2 separate regions of the Homo sapiens genome follow, and region 1 is linked to region 2. A link is a contact called in ENCODE Hi-C data. All regions are on one chromosome and are shown on one strand. Each heading gives the region's core, a stretch centred on a gene start or an enhancer-like site at or near the end of the contact. The rest is flanking DNA. Distances are from core to core; before and after follow the strand shown.

What was found. A loop is a pair of places that touch in the nucleus more often than their neighbours do. Pooled maps may share reads with other maps.
Region 1: a pooled map shows a loop between it and region 2 (4-fold over the local background). The contact joins the enhancer-like site here to the promoter of LINC01186 in region 2. A Hi-C loop is called at or near these places in 3 of 168 maps with a recorded cell type or tissue (CD8-positive, alpha-beta T cell, PC-9 and naive thymus-derived CD4-positive, alpha-beta T cell) and 11 of 50 pooled maps.

What each region holds. Positions count from the first base shown.
Region 1 is chrX:46,278,511-46,281,424 of GRCh38, reverse strand. No RefSeq gene overlaps it. Among named protein-coding and RNA genes, the nearest start is that of LINC01186, 48 kb to the left of the region's middle. Within about 2 kb of position 1,349, at least 2 of the 41 ENCODE cell types and tissues checked have a DNase peak (open chromatin) inside an H3K27ac peak, as active enhancers do.
Region 2 is chrX:46,326,271-46,329,193 of GRCh38, reverse strand. It overlaps LINC01186 (long intergenic non-protein coding RNA 1186), which reads left to right and starts at 1,520. Exons shown (of 2, transcript NR_110388.1): 1 at 1,520-1,643; 2 at 2,740-2,923. RefSeq lists an enhancer at 1,049-2,248.

The sequences.
Region 1 (2,914 bases), core at 100-2,599, 48 kb after region 2:
TTTTTGATTTGTCTTGATTGCTATAGCTTTATAGTAAGTTTTTAAAATTGCAAAGTGAAAGTCCACGACATTTCTATTAAAAAATCATTTTAGCTCTTCTGTGTCTTTTGGTTTTTCATACAAATTTTAGGATCAGCTCATGAATTTTTGTGAGAGAAATTGAGAGAAAGAGAAAGGCTTATGGAATTTTGATGGGGACTGCACTGAATCTACTGATTAATTTGGAATAATTGCCATTTTAAGAATAAGAATTTTTCCAATTCATGAACATGGACCTTCTCCATTTATTTAAATTTTCTTTAATTTCCCTCAACAATGTTTTATAATTTTCATTGCATATGTCTTGCAATTCTTTTGTTAAATGTATTCCAAAATTTTTATTCTTTTTGGTAATCTTTTGGATGGAATTATTTTCTTAATTTCACTTTTGGATTGTTCATTCTTTATATATACATCTATAAATACAATTGATCTTCATATATTGGTATCGTCTTTTGCAACCTCGCTGAACTTGTTTATCAGTTCTAATAAGTGTTTCAGGAGCTCCTTAGGATTTTCTATAAACAGGATTAGATCATTTGTGAAGTTTTACTTCTTCCGTTCTAGCTGAATGCTTTCTACTTCTTTTTAATTACATGATTAATTATGTACTGGCCAGACCTCCAGTGCAATGTGGAGTAGAATTGGTGAGATGGACACCCTTTCCTTGTTTCTGATTTTGGGGGAAAAGCATTCAGTCTTTCACCATGAAATAGGATGACGATGGTAACTGTAGGTGTTTCATAGATGCCCTTTCTCAGATTGAGGAAGTTCCCTTCTACTACAACTTTGTTGAGCGTTTTTATCATAAAAAGGTATTGAATTTTGTGAAATGCCTGTTCTGTATCTATTATGATAATTGAATTTTGGCTTTAAACTAACTTTGCATTCCTGGGATAAATCTCAGTTGGTCTTGCACAAAGCAAGAATATGTATGTGTGTATTATGTTGTTTGGTGGAGTGTTATATAGATGTTAGTTAGGTCAAGTTGTTTGATATATGTATAGAAATACATATAAGGCACAGAAGTCTTATATATCCTGGCTGATTTTCTGTCTAATCATTCTATCAATTATTGAGAGCCCAATATTGAAGTCTAAAACTTTATTGTTGAGTTGTATATTTCTCCATTTTTGATTGATGTACGCTGTAGGCATAATAATGGCTCCCCAAATATGTCTGAGTCATAGAATCGATGACTATGTTATATTACATGGCAAAAGATAATTATGGTGGGAGGTGAAACTAAAATGTCTAATCAGCTGACCTTAACAATACCGGAAGTAGCTCTTAGTCTAAAATGATTCATCATTCCTTCCTGCCCACAAAAGCACATAACCAACACCAAATTAGAAAATCATGTTCTGTCTTTACAGAGTAAGGGAATAGGATCCAGCATCCCATTCATTATATCAAGAAGCAAAAGATTTGGGTTCTTCTTCAGCCTTTTGTGTGACATTGAGCAAACTACTCAATTTTACTGAGCCACAATTTTGTATCTTCAAAATATTTTTTACTTATTGCAGGATAATATATATTAAATGCTTGAGCTCCTCAAGTAGATGTTAAGAAATAGGGATAAAATAATCCAAACCTCATTTTATGCAATGAGAGGTGGTATGTTTGAAAACATTCACTGCATGGGCACTGGGAGGCAGCAACTCTTTTTCACAAAAATGCCAAGGGTTAAATATGGGAAAAATCTTGAGATTACTTTCCATCTCACAACAAATGACATTTACAACCAATTCTGGTTGTCTTTTACATTCTGTACATTTAGTTCTGAGAGAGAACTGCTTCACGCAGGCTTCTGAAAACCTTTTTGCTGCCATGGTGAAGCTGAAACTCCTCCCCCGACCTCCATCTCTTCACCATTTGACTTGGAAAATTTAACATGATAATATCTCAGCATTGTTCCTGTGACTTTAATACTGTGAGCCCTTCAGAGAATCCAATGACCACTTCCTTTTCTGAAATCTGTGTGCTCTTAATTTGGTCTTGCCACTGTCGCCTGCTCTCCAGCGCTTTCCCCTCCTCACTCCAACCCTGCTAACACACACCTACTCACACAATTTACACCCACACAATGACTCCAACATAAAGTGTGGGCTTGTGAAGTGGCAGACTTTTTGAAAACCACAAATGCAGATATCAAGGCAATCTCCAATTACATAAATTGCAGGGCCCAGTGCAAAATAAAAATGCAGGACTCCTTGTTCAAAACGCAGTAACAAAGTACATTAGCGGTAATAAAATGTGAAGCTTTATCCTTTCTTCCGTGATCTCTTTTTCACAACTAGTCATTATGTCTTTTATTTGCTAATGTGGTTCTAAGTAAAGAAAAGTTAAAAATTTGAATTATTAGCATGAATTGGGTCATTTATTTTTATGTTACCCAGTGCTACTTTTAAATCAAAATATAAGAGCATTTAACCCATATGCAGAATCACCAAAATTATGCAATTAGTATTTTGTAGGTCACACGGATATGTATTTCATTCTTACCAGAACAGTGGAAAACACTACACAGAACAAAGCCAAATACTTTTATTTCACATCTTGATATGCACACATGCTACCAACACTCCCTACCTTTGGCTTACTGATGAATAAGGTTAAACTGAAAGGAAAAGGAACTATGAGTTGGCCTATTTTCTGTTTCCTTTTATACCATCATTTTCAGAGAAAGTGGTTGGCTAATAAAGGAAAGCAAGAAGGGTAAGATAGGATATAATGGGGTCTCTTGTCTGTGTTTCTTAGAACATCATTACTTTCTAATTTTTTTTTTTTTTTGAGACGGAGTCTCACTCTGTTGCCCAGGCTGGAGTGCAGTGGCGTGATCTCGGCTCACTGCAACCTCCGCCTCCTGGGTTCA
Region 2 (2,923 bases), core at 271-2,770:
TCAAAAACACAATGTCATTTTTAAAAAGTAGAGGGACTATTCCAAAAAGACTAAAAAAACCAAATGTATGAATTGTGATTGGATTTTGGTTTAATTAAGAAACTGCTACAAGACATAGTACAGGTTGAGGAGATTTGAATGTGGACTGGGTATTCTGAGAGTTAGGTGGTATTAGGCAATTACTGTCGATTTTCTTAGAGGTAATCATTGTACAATAGTTATATAAGAGAATTAACTTATATTAGAATGATGCAAGCTGAAGTATTTGGGATGAAGTGTCATGATGTCACTTTTAATTTAATTTACTTTTAAATAGATCAGCAAAAAAAAAAGTATATATTCATGAAGCAAATCTGTATATATAGCTGTGTATATAGATAAAGCAAATATACCAGAAGGTTAACATTTGTCAAATTTCAATGGTGGGTATAGGGGTTTTCATTGTGCTATTCTTTCAACTTTTCTGCATGTTTGAAGTTTTTCGTAATAAAAAGTTGACAGAAAATGAAGAAAAATAGTTTTTTAAGAGAAGATTTTTTTCCCCCATCTTTCTATTGAAAATAGAGCATTAAAAAAATCCAACTGGCTTAAAACGTACATGAAAATTCAGTTAGTGAAAAAGTAAAATTTGCTGTTAGGGTTGTAAAACAGTTGGGCTGTTTTCCAAGCAATTCCTTCCCTTTATTACTGTGAGTTGGAGGTTAGAGCACAAGGCCCTCAATCAAGAATTATTTGAAGGCCTCCAAAAGCCCTGCTGACCTCCAAGTATCTCCCCTGCTGGCTTTCCATGTGGCCTGAAATTTCTGTCACCTGGGTCAATTCTCAGGGATCAAGTATTTTCTCACTATTGGGGAGGCAGTGCCCCCTTTTAAAATGCAAATCTGGGAGGGATCCTGGGCCCATTAAGTGGGAACAATTGTCTGAGGAGCCACCACCTGCCCAAAGGCCCGCAATTCTGACAGCTCCTTCCCCAACCCCTTACCACCACTGAGATTGGACAATGTGTGCTTTAGGAAACAAAATTGAACAATGCATGCTCTAAGAAACTTCTTAGGTGAAGACACCATTTCAAGAAAGCTTATTTTCCGTGAATAAAATGGGGTGCATGAGGTCATTGCTGTTTTTACTTTGTAAACTGGGTGGCCTCTGAAAGCTTCTTTACAACACTTCAAAGGAAGCCTCCTCAACTCTTCCAGGCCCCCACCCCCTTTCCTTTGTTACCGCATTCTTACTGACCCCAAGGTTTTTCACTGAATGAAGAGTTTCCAAGGGGTCTAAAAAATACCTGGGACAATTAGAGAAATGAAAACCAGGGGGTCAAGATGAATCGACCCTTGGCAGAGGATTTACATAAATAGGTCCTAACCTCTGGCTGTGAATAAAAGATAAAATGCCCCACTGGGGTCAGAACTGCAGTTCAAGGGCATTTGCAGGGCCAAGCCTGGCTTCTCTGCTATGTCAGGAATTCCAGGAATGCCACTGATCATTGTGTGTTGGCAGGGCGCAGGAGGTTGCAGCCAGGCTAACAGAAACCCAGCCCTGCCCACTGGGTGAAACTGCAAGTCGAGAGCGTGGGAAACCAGCAAGTTGAGAGAGGATCCAGAAGTAACCCCTTCTAAAACGGGAAAGATGCCTTCCGAAAGGTGACCAAATTCTTGTTTTAGATGGTGGTGTTAATTTGGGAGGTTGGAAGGGAGGCAGGTGGGAGAAGGGACATGTCCCTTTCGAAGAGCCCCTTTGTTTCTTCTGTGGAGCACAGCTCTGTGGGAGGCATCTGCTCTTTACCTATAGACCGGATGGCCTGGTACTGGTCTTCTCTAGACTGAAGGTCCTCCACCAGGTCTCCTGCTGCTGCTACCTAAGAAAGAAATCTCACAAGGGTGTTAAAAGGTAATTTCCAGAAAGAGGTAAAATCGTGACCGTTATACAGATATAAAAACGAACATGTGTTAAAGACTTTATTTTACTTACATAACTGAGAGAGCCAGGCAGATGTTATAACTGGTTTAAAAAAGAAACAGCCCCAATTTATGTGGAGTAAAGGAATTTAGAGATGAATTGCAAATGGAAGCAAACTGTTTATTGCCCCCCACCCCGCCCCCGCCGCCACACACACAGGGGGAAGGAAGTCAATTGAACCAGATAGGACAGGATTTGCATATCTATCAGTGACCTACAACTTAGGGAGTGGCAAATAGCTCCAGTAGAATCAGAATCAGATAACGCCTGAAAGCACGTACTACAGGCAATAGTTTTCTATTGAAGTGTGAATTTACAGGGGCAAGAAATTTTGCTTTCTGAATTTTTTTTTTTTTTGAGACAATGTTTCACTCTGTCACCCAGGCTGGAGTGCAGTGGCGCGATCTCGGCTCACTGCAACCTCTGCCTCCCGGGTTCAAGCAATTCTCTTGCCTTGGCCTCCCAAGTAGCTGGGGTTACAGGCATGTGCCACCACGCCCGGCTAATTTTTGTATTTTTAGTGGAGATGGGGTTTCTCCATGTTGGTCAGGCTGGTCTCAAACTTCTGGCTTCACATGCTTTTTTAACCCAAGAGAGTGAGATGAACTTGAGAATCTTTGGTCAAAGTTGCCCCCCAAACCTCCACAATATTCTACCTTACTTTATTTCCCTGTCACATCAAAATGCATACAATCGTGGTTGATTTGTTTCTCGGTGATTTGAGAAGGATTACAAAGAGGCTGTCTTGACCTTGTCATCTTGTTCTTTTCTCTCTTACAGCACTTGGCCCTAAAGAGAAAACACTAGGAGGATGGGAACCAGGGACAGAGAAGCTACTTGCTCTGCAGCTGTTTGGGCCAGTATGTTCCCTAATCTTGATGGCCATCCTGGGCTTATTTTCCTGAGAGTCTCTAAGTGACTCACTGCATCACGTAAAACTAAGAAAAAGGATGTCCTGAATTTT